Regions from separate parts of the Homo sapiens genome. Here region 2 is linked to region 1. The links are chromatin loops, found by intact Hi-C in ENCODE. Cell type or tissue: endothelial cell of umbilical vein. All regions are shown on one strand. Links, peaks and the distances in the headings refer to the core of each region. The heading gives the core; the rest is flanking DNA. Region 1 has its middle 10 kb from the start of DAW1. Region 2 has its middle 8.6 kb from the start of SCYGR5.

Region 1 (11,187 bases), core at 1,905-9,904:
TATTCTAAAGGAGGTTTTACCCCGATAACTTTCTACCTGCAAAAAGAAATCAGACCCCAGTTAGGATGAGATTTTCCCTGGCTTTGTGCCCTGCTAGATAATAGAAATTCTTTTTTTATCATTCCTGTAATGTTGCACACTTTTTACTCATTGTATCCCTGAAAAAGATATGGCCAGTTGTCTGACTGCCACAGAGATCATCAATTGTTAAGGGATAGGGAAATGACATTTCATGATTTGTGCCAGGTACTTTACAAGGTGGTTTACACCTATTTCTTGGGATAATTCTTCTAGCTACAGATAAACATTTTACACATGGAGTACTGAGGCTTGGCTCTGAGAAGGTCAGTAAATTGTCCACATTCTCATAGGGATTAGGTAGCAGAGTAGGAATTGGAACTCCCACCATTCTGATCCTAACACTTCTTTTTTTTTTTTTTTTTTTTGTATTTTTAGTAGAGATGGGCTTTTACCATGTTGGTCAGGCTGGTCTCAAACTCCTGACCTCAGGTGATCTGCTCGCCTCGGCCTCCCAGAGTGCTGGGATTACACACTTGAGCCACCACTCACGGCCTCCTAACACTCTTGAACTTTTCATCACAGCTAAGAACATAGCTCAGATTTGGGTTTAAACACCCTGCTCCCATTCTTTCTCACAGCTCAGAGAGGACTTGGGTGGGAAGGTCACATAAAAAACTTGAGCTGGAAGGATGCCTCAGAAATGTAGTCTTTGGTTTCTCAGCCTCCAGCTTGCAGTGGAGCCAAGTCCATGGGGGTTGGGATGGAGCTGATGGAGCCAAAGTCCAATTCTTGCCATAGACCAAAGCTTTGACCACTTGACACCCATGTGTCCCCATCTTCCCACACTTAAACTTTCAAACCACAATAGCAACAAAAAAATGCTCTCTTGATGGCAATAAAACCATCCCTCATGCAAATGAGAATACTTTTTTCCCAAAGCAGGGACCGCAAATGTCATCAGTTGCAGCGTTCATCTCTGGGGTTTAGTCCTTCTTTCTTTAGTTTAACCACAGTCCTGTATGGTTTTACTATAACCTATGGACAAAATTATGAAGTTAACACCCACCAAAAAGCCTCATGTAAAATCGTGTTGCAGGACTTTTCCTTAATTCAGCTGAAGATGGGGTTCTTCGTCCCACAGCCATGAAAATTTAGGCTCGCCGACAATTTGAATGGTAAGACAGGGTTTTATGGCTGGGCGCGGTGGCTCACGCCTGTAATCCCAGCACTTTGGGAGGCTGAGGTGGGCAGATAACCTGAGGACAGGAGTTCAAGACCAGCCTGGCCAATAGACTGTCTGTATCTCTACTAAAAATACAAAAATTAGCTGGGCATGAGGATGGGTGCCTGCAATCCCAGCTACTCGGGAGGCTGAGGCAGGATAATCACTTGAACTTGGGAGGTGGAGGTTGCAGTGAGCCAAGATTGCACCATTACACTCCAGCCTGGGTGACAGAGCGAGACTCTGTCTCAAAAAAAAAAAAAAAAAAAAAAACAACAACCCAGGGTTTTACTGGGTAAAAAAGTTAGAAAAGATGGAAACAGGAACTCTCAGCTAGGCCAGGGTCCCCGTTAGAGGACTTCCTGCTCAGCCATTCGAATCCCAGTTTCCACACAGGAAGAGGACAGGCCAGGCTCCTCCCTGTTGCAAATACCATGAACTTGTGTGGCTCCTCCCAGTGTTCAGGCCGGTTGGAGAGGCTGGAGATTCTCTGGGGACCCTCTCCCACCTGGCTGTCTCAATAGTAGAAAAATGGGAGAGAGAAAAAAATAAGACACAGCGTGGAAAGAAGAAATAAGTTTGCTATAACGATGAACAGTGTTCATTTCCGCAACTGATCATGAAGTTTATTTGGTATTTATTGTGTCTATTTCCTCCTCCACTGCCAATTCTGTGATCTCTTTGCCTTCAGCAGGCTAGGGTGTTTATTTAGGGGGGGGTCATCCAAACCTTCCTTTGTGAATGGCATGAACCCTAGGAAGGTCCTTGTCATGTTGGTTCCCATGGTCTTCCACTGACTTTTACCACCTGACATGACAAGATTTCTGGGTTTGAGGAATATTCTCCCATCAACTGTATGATTTAACAGGAACTCCATTTCCCCTTGATAATCAGTCTACTCTTCCCAGTCAATGTGGTAAATCCCTCCCCTGCTTTTTTTTTGGATTGTTTATTCAGGGACAAAAGGAACCTGAAATGGCCAAAGGGTAGCTTTTAGTTACGGGAACACGGGTGTGTCTAATGGTGGAATAATTTTGTTCTTACGATCTCAGACGTCTGAACAAGCAGAATCACAGTCGAATAGATCATGATCAGACTTTTTTGAGTAAATTACTGGGTGGAATGTGAAGAGATGCCACTCACATTCCCACCATTGGCATCCAGAACAACGTGTTCTGACCATAGGAGAGACAGCACCCAAGATGGTCGGGTGCTGGTTCACAGCAAAAAAACCACATCAAGAACAACACACCCCAACCTAACAAATATTGCTTTTCTTTTTTTTTTGAGATGGAGTCTCGGCTCTGTCACCCAGGCTGGAGCGCATTGGCGCGGCCTCAGCTCACTGCACCCTCTGCCTCCTGGGTTCATGCAATTCTCCTTCCTCAGCCTCCAGAGTAGCTGGGATGACAGATGTGCACCAATATGCCCAGCTAATTTTTGTGTTTTTGTAGAGATGGGGTTTCGCGATGTTGATCAGGCTGGTCTCGAACTCCTGACCTTAAGTAAACCACCCGCCTCAGCCTTCCAAAGTGCTGGGATTACAGGTGTGAGCCACCGCACCCGGCCAAGTGTTGCTTTTCCACTCGGCCCTGGAGCTGAGTGTTCTATAGGCCAGTTGCTCAGGCAAGGTATGTGGCAAGAGAAGAGAACCATTTGACTGCCTTGATTCTTGTGAGAAACAATATTGTTTGGATACCAGGATGATGGACAAGGCAGATTGTGTTGCAGGAGGGAGCATAGCAGGCAGATAAGGAAAATTCTTTTATTTGAGACGGAGTCTCACTCTGTTGCCCAGGCTGGAGTGCAGTGGCATGATCTCGGCTCACTGCAAGCTCCGCCTCCCAGGTTCACACCATTCTCCTGCCTCAGCCTCCCAAGTAGCTGGGACTACAGGCGCCTGCCACCATGCCTGGCTAATTTTTTGTATTTTTAGTAGAGACGGGGTTTCTCCATGTTAGCCAGGATGGTCTCAATCTCCTGACCTCGTGATCTGCCCCTCTTGGCTTCCCAAAGTGCTAGGATTACAGATGTGAACCACTGCGCCCGGCCAGATATGGAAAATTCTTATCTAGCATAAGTCTTTTTCACTGTGGGCAATTTTTTGTCCCCTTTGTGATGAGCAGTTCCAACACAATCAACCTTCTGGTGGGTGTCAGCCTGGCTCTCCAGGGATGGTAAAAGAATGGGCTTCAAGGTTGATTGCTGCTGCAGGCAATTTGGATGCGTAGCAGTGCAATTGGCAAGCCAGCCCAGTGGCAATAGATAGGCCAGCCTTGGTGACAAGGAATCCTCTATGGGCCATGTCTTACCTTTATTCCAGCCTCTTACACTACTTTATTAATGAGCCCATTGAGCATAAACTGGGGTTGGTGGGGAGGAGGCTGACTGACAGCCAGTGTGGATTTATTTATTTATTTATTTATTTTTTTGAGACAGGGTCTCATTCTCTCATTCTGTAACTCAGGCTGGATTGCAGTGGCACGATCTCGGCTCACTGCAGCCGCCGCCTCCTGGGTTCAAGTGATTCTCCTGCTTCAGCCTTCTGAGTAGCTTGGATTACAGGCACATGCCACCACACCTGGCTAATTTTCGCATTTTTAGTTTCGGCATGTTGGTCAGGCTGGTCTTGAACTCCTGACCTCAGGTGATCCACCTGCCTTGGCCTCCTAAAGTGCTGGGATTACAGAGATGACCCACTGAGCCCAGTCTCTAATCACTTCTTTTACTAATTAATGATTGGGTAGGACTCAGTGGTAGTTTTAACTAAAGTGATCGAAACGGGAAGTACGTTTTCCAAATCATTAGTGGGCGAGAACAGATTCTGAGCAGAATTTTCAGGTGGGTCTGCCAAAGCAACACTGCAGAACTGTTCACTAGGCCTGTGGCTGACTCTGCTATGATCAGGGAATAGGGAACTGGGACACCAGCACACAGCTGATGGCTGTGGGCCACAATCTCGCTGGCATTCTGAATGGCCTGCACTTGTCTTGTCACCATCCATGATGCTAGAGCCCAGCTGTGGAGAGCTCTGTTAGAGCTGCTGCAGAAGGAAACAGACTACCCCCATGATGACCGGGCTGAGCTTGCCTGCGGCAGCCCTGACTCTACCTGCCAATGCTGCTTCTGCTTCCCAGATGGCACGGGCATCACCTGGGTGTTGCCTGCTTGATGGGAATCAGGCCACACGTGGAACCTGGGCCCTGAAGCTGTCTGCGGTCTCCAGCAGGCACTAGGCCCACTGGCAGGGAAATGAAACAGAACTGAATGAGCCAACCAAAGCTGCCAATGTGGCCATGTCAGAGTTTTGGAAATAAAAGGACTTAACTGATAAAATATGAGGAAAAGGGGAAAGGGATTGTTCAGGTGGGCTTTGAAGAAGAAAGAGATGGTTTAGGAAAAGGAGCTGCTACAAAGGCAGAGTTGGAGACAGAAACATGGAACTAAAACATAAGAGAGAAAGAAAAAAGACAGAAAGGCAGGAAAAAGCGAAAGGAGCTTCAAGACAAAAGGGAGTGCCAACAGTCTGAGAAAGAAAGAGGAGGTGGAGAGGATCTGGAATCCCCCTTTGGGAGAGTAGCCAAGGTTTGCGCAGCTACACCTTCCCCCCATTACCTACTACTGTTGCTCTTTTGAGATGCTGGGCAGTCTGTGAGATTTATGTCCTGGGAACAAAGTTAACAGAGGCAGTAACAAGCATAAAACCATAGGCTTTAAAAGTTTTTATCATTTTAAGTATTTCCTGTATATATTTCCATTGAAAACAAGAAATAAGAACAAGCTGATCTTTCCCTTTCTGCTTTAAAATGTCACTTTTCAGCAAGCACATATTCAGTTCAGTTGACACACACAAAGCCAAAATCCTGGCTGAGACACATTCAAGCTATTATCATCTTGGAATTTGTTACGGTAAGTCCTGCAGGGACTGTGTGGTGTTGAGTTGGCACAGACGCACCTCAGAGAAGCAGTAGTATAAACAGTTCTGTATTTGCAAAAGGAAATAAGAAAATAATTGAAAAAGTAAGAAATTTAGACCAAGGCAAGTAAAATTGGCTAAATAAAGAACTATTTCAAAATGGCCTTAAACAGAGAGGGCGTATCAAGCTGTGCTCTTCTCTCAAAGCCTCAATTTGTCATCTGTAAAATGGGAACAATGGTCCTTACTGCATAGTTTTTGTGAAGATTGAAGCAGATGATTTGGGTGATACAATTAACCCAGAGCCTGGTACAAAGTATGCATTCAATAAATGTTAATTATTATCATTGTTACCATTGCTAGCATGTTTGGTGTCATGGCAAGGAGTTCTCTCTCTCTCTCTCTCTTTCTCGGAGTCTCACTCTGTCACTCAGGCTGGAGTACAGTGGCGTGCAATCTTGGCTCACTGCTACCTCTTGCCTCCCAGGTTCAAGCGATGTTCCTGCCTCAGTCTCCCAAGTAGCTGGGATTATAGGCGCCCACCACCACACCCAGCTAATTTTTGTATTTTTAGTAGACATGGGGTTTCACCATGTTGCTCAGGCTGGTCTCAAACTCCTGATCTCAAGTGATCTGCCTGCCTCTACCTCCCAAAATGCTGGGGTTACAGGCGTGAGCCACCGCGCCCGGCCAAGTTATTTCAAAGATAAGTTTTAGGTAGCTAAAAGGAAAGAGTTTGCTCAATACTTAGGCTCTTTTGTCTGGCCTAGGCTCTGGGCTCCCTTCCTCCTTCCCTCCCTTCCTTCCTTCATTTCTTCCTTCCTTCCTTCCTTTTCTGAATATTTTGTTGTATTTATTGTTTATTTTATTATAAAAAGTTTTATTTTTATTATTTGTAAAAATTTTTGTGGGTACATAGTAGGTATATATATTGATAGGGTACATGAGATATTTTGACACAGCATGCAATGTGAAATAAGCACATTTCAGATGTCTCTGAGGATTGGAAAAAAAAAGCACATCATGGAGAATGGGTTATCCATCCCCTGAAGCATTTATCTTTTGAGTTACAAAAAACCCAATTACATTATTTAAGTTATTTTAAAATATACAATTAAGTTATTATTGACCTACGGAAAGAATGTAAATGCTCTTATAAAACAGGTGTACACTTCTGCCCCCTACTGGCAGTGAGCTATTTAGCAGATAAATAACCTTGACCTAATTGCAACAATCCCTCGATGTGGTATTTTATTTGGAATAGATGGTTAGACATATTTTGCATATCAACACGTATTCCAGAGTTAAACAATTTAGTTATAGAAGTGGTTAATTCCGTTACGATAATGTTCAACGAAAAAAGATTTTAGGTGCCTAGAAATTGGGTATACAGCCCACTGTATATATTTACATCATTTGTTTTATACAATAGCCCCATGAGGCAGATAGTATTATTATCCCCGTTTTGATTTGAGCAAATCGAGGTTCTAAAAGGGATCTGCTAGTAAGTGGAAGAACTGGCATTCAAACGTCAAGCTCCTCTGACTCACATTTGTGTCCTTTCCGGGCAGGCCATCAGGCCTCCCTAAAGAGGACGAACTCATCAGCAACATCAAAAGTCTGACTCTTGGCAGGTCTGATGTAATTACACATTGCACCATCTTTCCCTCACTTCATTTTCATTGAAAAGCAACTTGCAACCAAGTACACTAGAGGAGAGTATAAGCTCATGAGGGAGTGTGGAGAGGTGAAGGCTTTTTGTGAGCAGGGCTAGTCTAGGGGGAGCCTACAATGATCAGCTGCCCCCTGGGCACGTGTCCAGGGCTGGGTGGCCCACTGAGAAGTCTGGATAGCTCCCAAAGCCCTGCCAGTGAGTGGGGCAAAGGCTGGCCCTTGCTCAGCTTGGGTTTTCTGGCTGCGGGAATGCCCCCATTAGGCCTGGAGGTCCTGGCAGTGTGAAGGAACACCCTCTAACCCAGAGCTGATGCCTTTCCCTAATCTGCCCAAAGTCATGGCTTGTGCTAGCAGTGGCACCATATAAAGCATGGCAGGATGTCTTTACCTGTTTGCATGAAATTCACAAGCCTAGCCAGGGCCTTTTTCTCAGGCAAGGCAGAGGGCACCAGTGATCTGATTCCAGTCAATCCCCAGCACCACTACCATCAGCATATTTAGAGAATGACTCATTTAACTGGGTAGAAGGGAGAAGGAGGGAGACAATTAGTCACAGTTGGAGGTAGGAGGGCAGGAGAGAACTTCTTTGGAATTTTGGGATCCAAGAAGAGAGATAAATGACGCCGAGCTTCTTTGAGGTGATCCTGGAAATCCAGCAAGCCTCACAAAGCAGCTTTCATGCATTGCAGAAAGGAGTGGGCATTGAGTGGAAATGGCAGCCTGATGCAGGCTGGAGAGAGATGACTAATTTATCTGTCAAACTGGCAAGTTTAGGTATTTAGAAGTTCACTGGACCCCAGAGTGGGGCATGGAAGTCACCAAGAACTACAGGTTCTTTAAGGGACCCAGGGCCAAGAGGAGAGACTCCAGAAGTGGCACACAGCAGACTGTCCTCTGGGGGCTGAAACAGGGTGCAGTGACATTTCAGCAAGTTGCTGCAGTGAAGGTGGTAGGAGGCACCCTGACAAGCTGAGGAGGGCATTATAATGCAAGTGGGAGCATAGAACCAATGACAACCAAGGCTAATAATTTCAGACCTTTTCTCCATTAATCCGCAAAGGGCTATTGTATCAGATCCTTCAGGAGTTTAGAGTAAACCCTGTAAGAGGAAGAAAAATCAGACAAGTAACACCGAATAGAATGGAGTTTTCAACATGAATGAATGAACCATCACTAGGGTCCCGCGAGTTTACTTGAGAGTGGCCAGATGCAGTTGTTGGCATAGGGATTGGAGGCAGGCATTGTACGGTAGGGACATTTTGGAGTGTGTGATGTGAACTCCACATCCAGCACATACTGTTGCAGAAAATCAAATTGAGCATGTGGACAAGGTGTTCTTCACTGGGTGAGGCTTTAGAACAGCTGACGTGGGAGGCTTACTGGGTGGCAGAATGACAAGAATCAAAGCTAGAGCAGGAATAAGTGAGTCGTGGTGCCTGAGTGCTGAATGGAATGAGCGAAAATCATTTGCAGTTGAGTAACTGAGGATTAGAAGGGCAAACGATTTGCTTAAAGGTCATCAATGAAAGGGCAGGATTGGAACTTCTGTCTTCCAACGAGCAACCCACTGTTTCATACCTTTCCACATTTATCTTTTTGTGAAAACACACAGACACACAGCGAGCACAAGATCATGGAACCATAGAAACGAAAGGAAAATTTTATCTAGTCCTGTCTCTCAGCCGACTTAGTATTATGTTTTACAATCATCTTGGCAACCGGTCAAACTGCCTCAGCTAGAACATTTCCAGTGCTGGGAAATTCTCATACTTTTGGACACAGCTTAGTCTATTCATCCATTACTGGACAAACTGGCAATGGAGTTCTTTATAGGGAGCCAACATCTGCCTCCATGAATCCAACTCTCTTAGCCCTGCCCTCTAGTTCTGCACATAATCAATGACTTCCTCTTCCAAATCATAATGAAAATCACTCACTAATCAAGGACCTATGGTGTGCCAGTCACAAAGGGTGGCATTATGCCCACCCCAGGGTCTCTGGTTCATGTTCCAGATATCCCTGGTCTTTCTGCACCTGTATCGTTCTTCTCTGGACTGTCTCTAGCTTGGGAAGGTATAGAATCCATTCTTCCCTTCCAGATCCTCTAGGCCATTTATTTAAGAAAGTAAATCTATTTGGGTCCACAGAGAAAGTAGTTATGATTTTAAAAATATAAACTAATTTTAATGTTTAAGCCAACTGTACTAACACTAATTGATATAATTAGCAAGGTATACTTGTCAAGGATCACACAAAAGATTCCAAATTGCAGTTGGAGCAATTGTTGACCTAGATCATCAATTGAAATGGAAATGATATGTACATGCCCTTTCCTCAGTTTCAAACAAATTTAGCATAATAATGCTTATTATTATCATCACCGTCCCTAATTCTTACAGAATGTTTCAAGTGAATCAGGCTCATAGTGACAACTCTATGAATTGGATACGATGATCATTTCTAGCTTTTTGAGGAGGAAACTAAAGCCCAGAGAGGTGATGGACCTTGCCCAAGATCGCATGTCTAGAAAACGGTAGGCTTCAAGTCAGGCATTCTGCTCTAATGACTCAGTGGCAAAGCTGTTTATCAGCTGTGCCAGCTGTTTATCAGCCTGCCATGTACTGGCATTGACCCATCAGTGAATGTAAATTTGGTCACACCTAGAGGTCTCTCTCCCACTAACCTACAATCATTTCTTCCTTTCTTCTTTTTTGTTTTGTTTTTTTAGATGGAGTTTCGCTCTTGTCACCCATGCTGGAGTACAATGGCATGATCTCAGCTTACTGCAACCTCCGCCTCCTTGGTTCAAGCGATTCTCCTGCCTCAGCCTCCCAAGTAGCTGGGATTACAGGCAGGTGCCATCATGCCCGGCTAATTTTATACTTTTGGTAGAGACAGGGTTCCACCACGTTGGTCAGGCTGGTCTCAAACTCCTGACCTCAGGTGGTCCACCGCCTCGGCCTCCCAAAGTGATGGGATCACAGGCGTGAGCCACCTCACCTGGCAACCTACAATCATTTCAAACTCACCCGAAGTCTGATTCTTTCTGTGAATAACTCCCTTGCAATATTTTTCAGAATTAGATCTATAACAGCAGCATGCCTGGTACTAGCAGGTCCTTTATACACATTTATTGAATGATACAATTAGTGGCCCTGGCCCTGTTAGTTTTCAAGTCCCAGGTAAGATCAGATGCTTTTGAGTCCTGCTGTGGGGATGGAGGCAGGCAGAGGAAGAGGGTAAATGGCGATGTCTGGTCCACATGCCCCCACCCTGATGCCGTTCCTCCGCTCTGGGGCCTGCTGTGATGAGGTCACCTTTAAACCCTGTGCACAGCAGACTGCTCCTGCCTGGCTCTGAGCATCTGTGCCTTCTCTTTCTAGGAGAGGATTGCATCTCTCTTTTTATCTGCTGCTCTCAGTGAGGCTCCAACACCAGTGATGCAGTCATCTCACTGAAGTTGGTTTTCTCCAGGAGAAGCTGAGCCAAATGGAATCCACCAAGCCCAGCCGCAGCCGGAAGCCCTACTCCTCCCTTACCTTGCCCAGCCTCAAAAATACAGAATCTGGATCCCCCGGACTGACTCCTTCTTCCTTCTCCTCCTCCTCCTCTTTCTCTCTCTCTCTCTATAAATATAAATATATATATGTATAGATATACTACATCCATATATATATATATATATTTTGAGACAGGTTCTGGCTCTGTCACCCAGGCTGGAGTGCAGTGGTGTGATCTCAGCTCACTGAACCACCGCCTCCTAGGCTCAAGCCATCCTCCCACCTCAGCCTCCTGAGTGGCTTGGACTACAGGTGAGTGCCACCACACTGGGCTAATTTTTGTACATTTTGTAGAGATGGGGTTTTTCCCTGTTGCCCAGGCTGGTCTCAAACTCCTGAGCTCAGGCAGTCTTCCTGCCTTGGCCTCCCAAAGCACTGTGATTACAGGCGTGAGCCACCAGAGCCACCATACATATTTTGATTTTAGAGACTACCTCCCTCCCCAACTCCCATCCTCCCAGGTACCTTCTGATTCTTCCCTCAGCCTGATGTCCACTGTCCTCTCTCAGTGCATTGGAGCATCTGAAACCCAATTATGTAGAAAATTCCAGCTTCTTCCCGTGTTGTTTCTGGTTCTCATTTACATTCGAGGATGTGGTTGAACAATCAATTTACTGTTCCTGACAATCAGGGAAGACTGCCTGGAATACACAGAAAGACCTGATCATTGGAGATGAAGCCCAATTTCACTCACTTCGTTCTGTCCAAGCCAGTGTAACCTATTAAGCTAGCACAGTGGCTCTCAAGCTTCATCATTCACTAGAATCACCAGGAAAGCACATTTAAACATGGGT
Region 2 (11,187 bases), core at 2,210-10,209, 200 kb before region 1:
TCTCCTAATTATGTTAGAATGTAAATTTCTAACCTTTGCAAGGAAGATGGGTGCAGAGAAAGCAGTGGACTTCTGGTCTGGGCCACTGGTCTATCCTAGTGTTGCTATAGACAGGGAATCCTGGAACTTGGGGGCTCTGGCTATTGCAGAGCTGGTGGGCTGCTCTGAGCAGCTTGGTATTTCATAAACATCCCAGGTATTACTGTGATGTGGCCATCAGATATTTTTTTCTGTTGTACTTAATCACAGCTAGCTGACCTTACTCAGATTCCTTAACCTGAGTCCCACTGATTAAGAGAAGATAAAAATTATCCACTATTTTGTTTGTAAGGAGTAAATAAGATCAATAGGGGAGGAATCCAAGCAGCACCTAGTATAATAAATACAGCTGTCTTTCCCTTGCTTTTCCTTGAAAATCTCATCTAGTCCCAGTCACCCAGAAGATCACAAGGACCAATGAATTGGTGATAAAATAAAAGCTCATAATGTCAGACCCAGCTAATATAGATTGTTGATCATCTGTACAAAAACCAATGTAAAAGGTTACAAAATCAATTTCAAGGCTATCCTGTAAGAATAGAGAGAGATTGAAAAAGTAAATTTATGACTTAATTAAGGTTGCAAGGAAAACTGTTTCTTTAAGGAATTACATTGTTTGAAAGCACTTTATAAATACTAACTTATGTAAGACTAGCAATAAATCATTCTTAACTGCTCTTTAATCAAATGTTCAGTCCTTCATTCCATAGTTCCTTCCATAGGGAACCCTTGGTCGGCTTCGTTAAATTCTGCTCAAAATACATGCTTTCCACACCCATACTTCCCTATTTGGATGTTTTACTGATTCATTTTGATTCTTCTCTACATAGTCTAAATCAGCAAATATTTACCATATGTACTTTTTAAAGAGTTGAAAGGAAGTTATCCCTATATTCTAGCGCCTCATGACTCGTGTCTCAGCATGAAAAGTATTTTTTATCCAGATTACTTAAATCAACATTGCATGCCAACATTTCCCATCTGAACCTTGGCCTGCCCGTTTTTCCTGGCAATGTTGCTTAACACCCACTGACCATGTAGTCTCATCATTTTTAATGGTGATGAGGCAGATTTCCTCCTAGTTCACATTGAATAGTCTATGTCACTGATCTTGCTATTTGGATGCCATGAGCTAGGACTAGGGACTCGTTTCAATGGCCTGTTTCTCTATCACCCAGGAAATCACAAGGCTCAATGAATTGCTGATAGCAATTTTGGTACTGAAAAGTAGGGCGGGGCTATACCAAATATGTAAAAGTGTGGAAGTGCCTTTGGAATTCTGTGATGGGTAGAGGCTAGAAGTGTTTTGAAGCACTTCATAGAAAAAGCCTAGATTCACATGTCTGAAATTGTTGGTAGAAATACAGACATTAAAGGCAATTCTGGGCCGGGTGCAGTGGCTTATGCCTGTAATCCCAGCACGTTGGGAGGCTGAGGCAGGTGGATCATGAGGTCAGGAGTTCGAGACCAGCCTGGCCAACATGGTGAAATCCCATCTCTACTAAAAATACAAAAATTAGTTGGGCGTGGTGGTGCGTGCCTGTAATCCCAGCCACTCAGAAGGCTGAGGCAGGAGAATTGCCTGAACCTAGGAGGCAGAGGTTGCAGTGAGCCGAGATCATGCCACTGTACTCCAGCCTGGGCGACAGAGCAAGACTCTGCCTGGCGGAGTGGGGGTGGGCTGGGGGAAAGACAATTCTGATGAAGGCTCAAAAGGAAGAGAGGAGAGCTACAAAGAAAGCTTCTATTGTCTTAGAGAATACGTGTACCACCATGTACAGAATGTTTCTAGAATTATGCACATTACAAGGTGTTTCTGGTGAGGTCTCAGATGGAAAGGGGTAGCATTTATTGGACACTGAAGGAAAGGTGATTGATCTGTGTTATAAAGCAGCAGAGAACTTGGCTGTATTATGTCGTGGTGTTGGAAGGAAAGCAGAACTTGTAAGTGATGATGCACTTGGATATTTAGCTGAGGAGAATCCCAAGCAAAGTGTGCAAAGGGGAAGCCTGTTGTCTCCTTGTTGCTTGTAATAAAATGTGAGAAGAAAGAGATAAATTAAAGAAGGAACTGCTAAGCAAAAAGGAAGCAGTACCTGATTTGGAAAATTCTCCACCTGTCCAAATAGTATACTATAGAAATGTCAAAAGTATGGCTCAACAAGTGTTTGCTAAATAAATGAGGTGTGTGGCTCATGGATCCAATCATTTATCTCATCAGAAGCCAAGAATAGAGATGTAGTTGTTCAGGAAAGATCTGTGCAGGGCCCTCTTGTCTGATGGCTTAGATCACCATGAATTTCTTGGGAGGCTGACAACGTTTTTGAGAATTTTATACCAGGAGAAACATTGCCATTCTGGACTGAAAGAGACCATAAAATTAACAAGAATGACTTAAAGCCTGGAGTGCTGGATGCAGAGGCCAGTCTCGAACTCCTGACCAGTTCGAGACCAGTCTAGCCAACATGGTGAAACCCCATTTGTACTAAAAATACAGAAATTAGCCAGACGTGGTGGCGGGCACCTGTAATCCCAGCTACTCAGGTTGCTGAGACAGGAGAATCGCTTGAACCCGGGATGCAGAGGTTGCAGTGAGCTGAGATCACGCCATTGCACTCCAGCCTGGGTGACAAGAGTGAAACTCCATCACAAAAACAAACAAACAAAAACATTGTAGTCTTTTATGAGAACATCTAAGTTTTTAAACAACCACCATATGGGTGTAAAAGATCATCAGGCCATAGAGGATTATGCTCAGGCCTTGAAGTCTTTTTTTTTTTTTAATTGTAAGTTTTCTTCAGTCTCAGAAGGTATCAGGCCTTGAAATCTAATGGAACTTGCCTTCCTAGGTTTCAGACTTGCTTGGGACCCATGACCCCTTTTTTCTTTCCAATTTCTCCCTTTTGGAATGAAAATGTCTGTCCTATGCCTAGATATTGTATTGTGTAAGCAGATGACTCATTGTCTGACTTCACGGGTTCATGGATGAAGAAGAGTTTGCCCCAGGGTGATTCATACTCTGAGTCTCAGCCATCAGTGATGTAGATGACAACATTTGGGACTTTGAGTTCATGACCTTTAGATGAAATTTTGGACTTAGAGTTGATACTGGAATGGTTAAGACTTTTGGGAATATTTGGAAGGGGTGGATATATTTTGCATGTGGGAAAGATGAATTTTGGGGCAAAGGGGAAGACTATTATGGGTTGCTTGTGTCCCCCAGAAAGACACGTTGAAGTCCTAATCCCCAGCATCTCAGAATGTTAATTTATTTGAAAATAGGGTTGTTGTAGATGTAATTAGTTAGGTTATGATAAAGTCATGGTGGAGTAGGGTGTGTTCTTAATCCAATGACTTGGTGTCCTTATAAGAAAGGGAAAAGAGACACAGAGACAGACCTGACAGTGAGAAGACAGCCATGTGAAGACCAAGGCAGAGATTGGAATGATGGATCTACACGCCATGGAATACCGAGAATTGCTGGTAAACACCGGAAGCTGAAAGATGCAAGGAGGGGCTCTCCCCGATAGGTTTCAGAGGGTACATGGCCCTGTTGACATCTTGAATTCAGACTTCTAGCCTCCAAAACTGTGAGACAATAAACTCACGTTGTTTTAATCCAACCAGTATTTATGGTATGTCATTAAAACCACCCTAGGAAGCTGACACAGATTGTGCTACACCTAATTTGAATTTTTAATCATTTGCACAAAATGTGGGATTAAATCTTTAATTAAAATATTTCATTTAAATCTACTGTATTCTGATTTTCCATGTATCAATACTTTCACTTTTGTTAAATACAAATAGGACAGATGAATCTATATTTACATATGGAGTGAAATTTTCCAGTTTGTTTTTGTTATCTTTAGCTAGGTAATAAATGTTAGTTACACCCCGTGTGGTGGTTGTTTGAAAACTTAGATGTTCACATAAAGGACTACAGTGTTATTTATTTATTTATTTATTTATTTATTTATTTGTTTGTTTGTTTGTTTTGAGACAGAGTCTTGCTCTGTCGCCCAGGCTGGAGTGCAATGATGCGATCTCGCCTCACTGCAACCTCTGCCTCCCAGGTTCAAGCGATTCTCCTGTCTCAGCCTCCCAAGTAGCTGGAATTACAGGTGCATGCCACCACGCCTGGCTAATTTTTGTATTTTTAGTAGAGGCGGGGTTTCACTATGTTGACCAGGCTGGTCTCAAACTCCTGACCTCCCACCTCGGCCTCCCAGAGTGCTGGGATTACAGGCGTGAGCTACCGCGCCTGGCCTACAGTGTTATTTTTAAAAACTAGATACTATATGAAATGCAGACATGATAAAGGGGTGCTTAACCCTTTTAGGTGACCTGCCTTTTTAAGAAAATTGCAATTTTCATAAAAAAAGTATACATTTTAAAATAGTTTAGTCATTACTCATTTTGTAATTTATTTTATATTGATTTTCCCCTCTGAGATTCAAATGTTTGTAACCATTGCTGTCTTTTTTACAGGTCTCTCTTCTTTATCAAGTTATCATATTTGGGAACAAGTGTAACATGGTAGAAATGAAGATGTCTCTTGCGTGGGAGGCTGATGCTCCAAGGGAACCTTGGGCAGGATCCATGCTTTCTGTTAACACAGGCTTCATCTACCCTAAGTGCTCAGGCAGCGTTTGGAGAAGGAAGAAGGATGACTGGAAGGAAGAAAGTTACTTTTTTTTTTTTTTTTGCAGTTGTGGGGAAATTGCACTGATTCACGCATGTACTTTTCTCCAGTCTCCCCGGTCACGAACAGAGCGTAATTGCTGCACGTCTGGCCAGAACAAACACTTGAGCTGGAAATACCAAACTGTATATATGTTAAACACAGGCTAGTTTTACAGAATTTTCACCTCTACTTCTCAATACAAAACCTGTTTTTCACAACTAGCATTACCCCCACACGCAGAAATTTTTAAAGAAAAGATGACTAGGTCTATTCTAGAACCTTTTGTTATTCCTGGCAGTAGTACAATGAAATTGGGTCTAGTGGTATTTATTGTTGGGGTGGATGTAACTCCTATTGAATCTGAAAGCACAGCATCAAGTGAAAACTGCTGAACAAATGCTAAGCATAGAAACTCTTCTGTTTATGAACTTTTTGGTTTTCAATAGGCTGCCCTGAGTATGCTTTTTTGTTCTTAATTGAACACAACATGGTACAAAAAATTACTACCCCTGGCCGGGCGCAGTGGCTCACGCCTGTAATCCCAGCACTTTGGGAGACCGAGGCAGGCGGATTCCAAGGTCAGGACTTCGAGACCAGCCTGGCCAACATAGTGAAACCCCGTCTCTACTAAAAAATATAAAAATTAGCTGGGCATGGGGGTACATGCCTGTAGTCCCAGCTACTCAGGAGGCTGAGGCAGGAGAATCACTCGAACCCGGGAGGCGGAGGTTGCAGTGAGCCAATATCGTGCCACTGCACTCCAGCCTGGGTGACGGAGTGAGACTCTGTCTAAAAAAAAAAAAAAATTACCTGTGGGTGCTGGGCTGAGCCATGATTTTGTTCCTCATCTGGAGGGATTAAGGACTGCTTGGCTAAGCTCATCCCCAGTTATTGACTCAGTTGGACTTGTGGGGAAGGTGTGAAACCAAAATTTTTTATTTCTAACAAATTCCCAGGTGTTGCTGCTGCTGCTGCTGGTTGTGGACCTCACCTTGAGAACCACTGCGTAGCTCACAGCCGTCCTGGCCAGCTCTCAGGCTGAAAGTTTGAGAGAGATTTCTGTAGTCATTTTAGCTGTAATTCCCCCGAGGGTTACACTAGAGGGCAGTGTGATTACAGCTACTGCGATGGACAGCAGGTTGACTTCACACTGAATCCAGACCGAGGTTTTATATTTTGTTTCCAGATGTTTCATGTAGGCATTTGTAGGTAGAAAAGGTTCTGCTGCTAAAAAGAAGTTAAAAGTTTGCTCTCTCTCCTGTCTTTTTATTTTATTTACTTATTTTTTTGAGACGGAGTTTCGCTCTTTTTGCCCAGGCTGGAGCGTAATGGCACAATCTCGTCTCACTGCAACCTCTGCCTCCTGGGTTCAAGTGATTCTCTTGCCTCAGCCTACCAAGTAGCTGGGATTACAGGCATGCACCACCACTCCTGGTTAATTTCATATTTTTGGTAGAGATGGGGTTTCACCATGTTGGCCAGGCTGGTCTCGAACTCCTGACCTCAGGTGATCCGCCCGCCTCGGCCTCCCAAAATGCTGGGGTTACAGGCGTGAGCCACCACGCCCAGCCTTTTTATTTTAAACTCATATATATTTATTAGCTGGAGAGCTGAGGCTATTGAGGTGTACAATTTTATTTTCCATTATTCAGAGAATGTTAGAGATAAATTTGCTATTTGAGCTCACTTTTCTAAACGTGTTTTCAGTGACTCCTGTTTTGTTAGTAGTAGAAATAGGGTTTGAGACCAAATAAAGCTGGAAACACTGAGTTAAAGTTACACAGACTCCTTTATTAAAATATTCCTTAGAGCCTGTGTTTGTACATTGGAAACCACTGGGAGGAGGATGCGGAAGGCAGGACCGCTGTGGGAGTAATGCCTTCTGGGTATTTTGGACAGGAAACACCTGCCTGGTCCTGATTCTTCGTCTTTTCCATAAGGAATTAAAAACTGGAAGAGAAAAATGACTGCTATGTAGTGACAGGACCTGTCTCCGGACTGCAGTCCAGGGTACTTTCCGTAGGACCAAAATATTATTACCTGCAGTTCTATGTGCAATGACAATACCCGGGCCAGTCAAATGCACTCGGTCTTCGGGCCTCGGGTCTTCCTGTTCCACCTGTTAGGACGCTCTTGCTCCAGGCATCTGCAGCCTTGCCTCCTCACTGCGTGCAGAGTGCTTAAATAGCACCTTATTAAAGAGGACCTCCCAGACCACTCTCCAAAATGGGCCTCCTTGGGTCACTCTCTATTTTCGTACCTTGCTTTGTCACCACCTGTTATGTGCTTAATTATTTTTTTGTTTGCTTCTTCTCTCTAAAATAGAGCTAGAACCGAAGGGACTTTATCTATCTTAGTGTCTGCTATATCCCTAGTACTTTGTAGGTGCTCAGTGAACATATACTGGATGAATTAATATTTTCAAAGTATAGAACATAAGATTGGTTATTCTATCAGCCAGAGTTCTCCAGAGAAATGGAACCAACATATTGATATATAAGTATACATAACACATTATATATATATATAATGTTAAATATGTTAAAATGGTAAAAACTGGTATCTTTTATTAAATGGTTCTAACAGTACCCAGATAATGTGAACATTATATACATTTACAGAAAAATTTCCACTTGCACTTCTGGGTTTAAAAGTGCAATATCTGGCCAGGCGCGGTAGCTCACACCTGTAATCCTAGCAATTTGGGAGGTCGGGGCAGGCGGATCTTTTAAGCCCATGAGTTCAAGACCAGCTTGGGCAACACGGCAAGACCTCATCTCTACGAAAAAATACAAAAAGTAGCCGGGTGTTGTGGCGGGCGCCTGTGGTCCTAGCTACACGGCTAAGATTATACCTAGACCTACACTACACCTATGCTGAGGTGGGAGGATCACCTGAGCCTGGGAAGTTGAGGCTGCAGAGAGCCATGATTGTGCCATTGCACTCCAGCCTGGATGACAGAGTGACACCCTGTCTCAAAAAATAAGATAATAAAAGTGCAACATCTGACACTTTCTAGTAATTGTTTAAATATAATGATATTGTATACTCTGGTTTCTCTTCAAATTGTGTACATCTTTTGCCTTTTAAATGTAATGGTATTTTATTTTATTTTATTTTATTTTATTTTATTTTATTTTATTTTTTTGAGATGGAGTTTTGCTTTGTTGCCCAGGCTAGAGTGCAATGGCGCGATCTCGGCTTACTGAAACATCCGCCTCCCAGGTTCAAGTGATTCTCCTGTCTCAGCCTCCCGAGTAGCTGGGATTACAGGCATGCGCCACTACGCCCAGCTAATTTTGTATTTTTAGTAGAGATGGGGTTTCTCCATGTTGGTCAGGCTGGTCTCCAACTCCTAACCTCAGGTGATCTGCCCGCCTCTGCCTCCCAAAGTGCTGGGATTATAGGCGTGAGTCACCATGCCTGGCCAGTATTTTATTTTTATATACTCTGGTTATGTTAGAGAATATCCTTCTAGGCTTCAGGGCGTTTGAATTTAAATATTATTAAGGTAAGGGGTATTTATATTTATCCAAAGGCCTCTCTGAGAAGGAATTCTATACTGGGTTTGACTGTAATTAAGGTAGCTGCCTTGGAGAATACTGGTCATTTTAATTTTCCACTCTCCAAATTTCACAGAAGTGTTTCTCATTGTCAGACTGACCTACAGTCATACAGGGAAGGGAATCCAGGCAACATCATCCCAGGTTTCTTCCATAAAGGAAGGAGGAGACTCTAGAAGGTGGTGGTGGTGATGCCAACAGACATGAAGTACAGGATCTTTCAAATGAGATTTTGAAGTTCACACACCTTCCATAAGGCCTACCTTCCCCTCCTCCACTGAGCATCACGGGGTTGCATTGTCTGTCCCTGAGCCGCAAGGCCCCTCCTCTCCTGCTGACTGCGAGGCAGTGGGGGTGGGGAGTGGAGTGTGTGTGGTCTTAGATAGAAAAGAAAGCCTGAAAAGAAACGTAATGTGCTAAACAACTGATGTGTTAAACACCTGCCTTCTGATATTCTTAAATGGCAGTCCTGTCTCCAGTGAGAAATAAATGTCTCTTGATAAATGCATTTACACTTACTCTCTAGTCACGATCAGCCAGTCCTCTGGGTAATGTCACTTTGAAGGAAGGTTGGATGCTTATCAGGAGAGAGTGAGTGGCCTTGGGTGGAATCCAGCGCCCAGTGGGGGACAGCTTTAGTGGGATGACCTTCCAGATCACACCACACTGGCTGCCACCCGCTCTGCCCTGCACAAAGTGGACCCAGGTGAAATAGCCCTTCTTGGAGACCCATTAGATGAATTCTTGTCTTCCTTAAAGTAAAGTTATTACTGTTCCAATTTATATCAACCAAACTCTTGCTTACATGGAGTAGGTGGCAATGACAGTTAGAAACTGAATTATACCCATAAAGAGCAATGCTGATAAGGAGAAAAATCTGTCAGTGGTTGAATTGACACTGGCTGCTTCCCATCTAGTTTGACTTCACAGAAAGTGGGGAAATGCTCTTTTTTTGTGGGATACTTCTGAGGTTTCCTGGGTCTTTCCTGTGCAAATGAATGATGAAATAACTATCTGCGGAGTCACTTAGGAGCCTTACTGGGGTCAGCCATTTTCTGTGCTCCAGAAAGCCCACCCTCTTTTTTCTTCCATTATATTTCTATCTCGTCTGACCACGTGTTGTTGCACAACTCCAAGGGTGAACTTGGAACTGAGATTCCAGTCTTTTCTTCCTCATGCTCTCATGCTTTTCAGAGACCTGGAGATGCTGAAATTCCTCTGCCTTTTCTTGTCTCTTTGCCTGCTCTAGCACTTCTGTCCTCTGAATTTGGTGGGAGAAAGTCAGAAGAAATAAATCTCACAGAATAAACAGAATAACAGTCTCCTTAGAGAGAGGAGGTGATGAAGAGGAAAAAATACAGACATGGAGGTAGATGGTCTTAAAGGAGAAAGGAGATTGGAAGCCAGTCCCCACAACTAACAAGGAGAGTAATAATGCTGCCTTTTCAGGATTTTTTTTTGGGTTGGGGGGGGACAGGATCTTACTCTGTTGCACAGGCTGGAGTGCAGTGGTGCATTCACAGCTCGCAGCTCACTGCAGCCTTGACTTCCTCAAGCTCAAGCAATCTTCCCACCTCAGCTTCCCAAGTAGCTGGGACTACAGGCACACGCCACCATGCCTGGCTAATTTTTGTATTTTTTGTAGTAGAGACAGGGTTTCATTATGATTCCCAAGCTGGTGTCGAACTCCTGGGCTCAAGCAACCCACCTGCCTCAGCCTCCCAAAGTACTGGGATTGCAGGCATCAGCCACTGCACCCGGCCTCTTTTTCAGGTTCTTGAGCTCAAATGTCAGCATCATCACTTTCTAGCTATGATCTTGGGAACTTAGATGTGGTCACTGATATTGTCCTTGCTTCTCATTGCTGCCTCCAGACAATTATTCCCAACTCCTTGGGAGAAAATGAAAATGTCAATCTATTTGAAACTCAATCAGCTAGAGCACTGTCTCCTCGGCGCTGACATCTACTGACTTCCTGGTCCGTCTTCCTCAGTCATCAAACCCTTTGGCATCAATTCTCCATCCTAGGTCCTGCCATTATCTTGCAGCTTTTCAGTATCCACATGTGATACATCTTGTCTTTTTTGTTCCTCAATCCCCTCATTTCTAGACTCCTTTTCCACTCTACCTCAGCTCCCCATTCTTGTGGCCACATCCTGTCCTCCCTCCAATGTAAGGAACTGCGTCACCTGGCTCTGTCTACAGGGATCTCGCCTTCTTGCTTACTCGATCATCTACTTCCACGGGACCATTCTTCAGTGTTATCGGGACATCCTTGTTCTCCTCTCAACCTCCCTGCCTGTCCTTTCTTCACTTCCCTTATTTCCTCTACAGCAATCACACCAATGCCCAAAGCTCCATGGCCTCCCTGTGTTTCAGTCACATTTGTATGAAAAAAAAACAATCCCAGGAAAAATCTTTGATCTGCTTGCTAGAGAAAGTCACACAATACAGCAAAATAATTCCATCATAAGCTCACAATCACCAGCTTCAAGTGGGATTTAATCAGGCAGTCCTGTGAGGTTTCTCTAGTTGGCTAGTTATTATTATTATTTTGAGACGGAGTCACATTCTGTCACCCAGGCTGGAGTACAGTGGCGCAATCTTGGCTCACTGCAGCCTCCACCTCCTGGGTTCAAGTGATTCTCCTGCCTCAGCCTCCCAAGTAGCTGGGACTATGGGTGCGTGCCACCACACCCAGCTAATTTTTTGTATTTTTAGTAGAGACGAGGTTTCACTGTGTTAGCCAGGATGGTCTCTATCTCCTGACCTCGTGATCTACCCTCCTCGGCCTCCCAAAGTGCTGGGATTACAGGTGTGAGCCACTGTGCCCAGCTGGCTAGTTCTTACTCTCCATCTTGGCCATATTACACTGTGTCTGTATTTCTCAGTCCTCAA

Evidence for each region. Hi-C counts contacts between places; a loop is a spot of excess contacts. Peaks named below come from ENCODE experiments on the same cell type or tissue, not always from the same donor. Only the 100,000 strongest peaks of a DNase experiment are listed, where the experiment ranks them.
Region 2: a loop joins it to region 1, with 14 times the contacts of the local background. A loop is called at or near these places in 31 of 110 quality-filtered maps.

What each region holds. Positions count from the first base shown.
Region 1 is chr2:227,856,076-227,867,262 of GRCh38, forward strand. No RefSeq gene overlaps it. Among named protein-coding and RNA genes, the nearest start is that of DAW1, 10 kb to the right of the region's middle. RefSeq lists an enhancer at 4,352-4,851. In endothelial cell of umbilical vein, for the core only: a CTCF peak has its summit at 6,374 (motif pointing left); DNase peaks (open chromatin) are centred at 6,346, 6,736 and 7,336; H3K27ac peaks cover 1,440 bases.
Region 2 is chr2:227,652,611-227,663,797 of GRCh38, forward strand. No RefSeq gene overlaps it. Among named protein-coding and RNA genes, the nearest start is that of SCYGR5, 8.6 kb to the right of the region's middle. In endothelial cell of umbilical vein, for the core only: a CTCF peak has its summit at 5,826 (motif pointing right); DNase peaks (open chromatin) are centred at 3,011 and 5,821.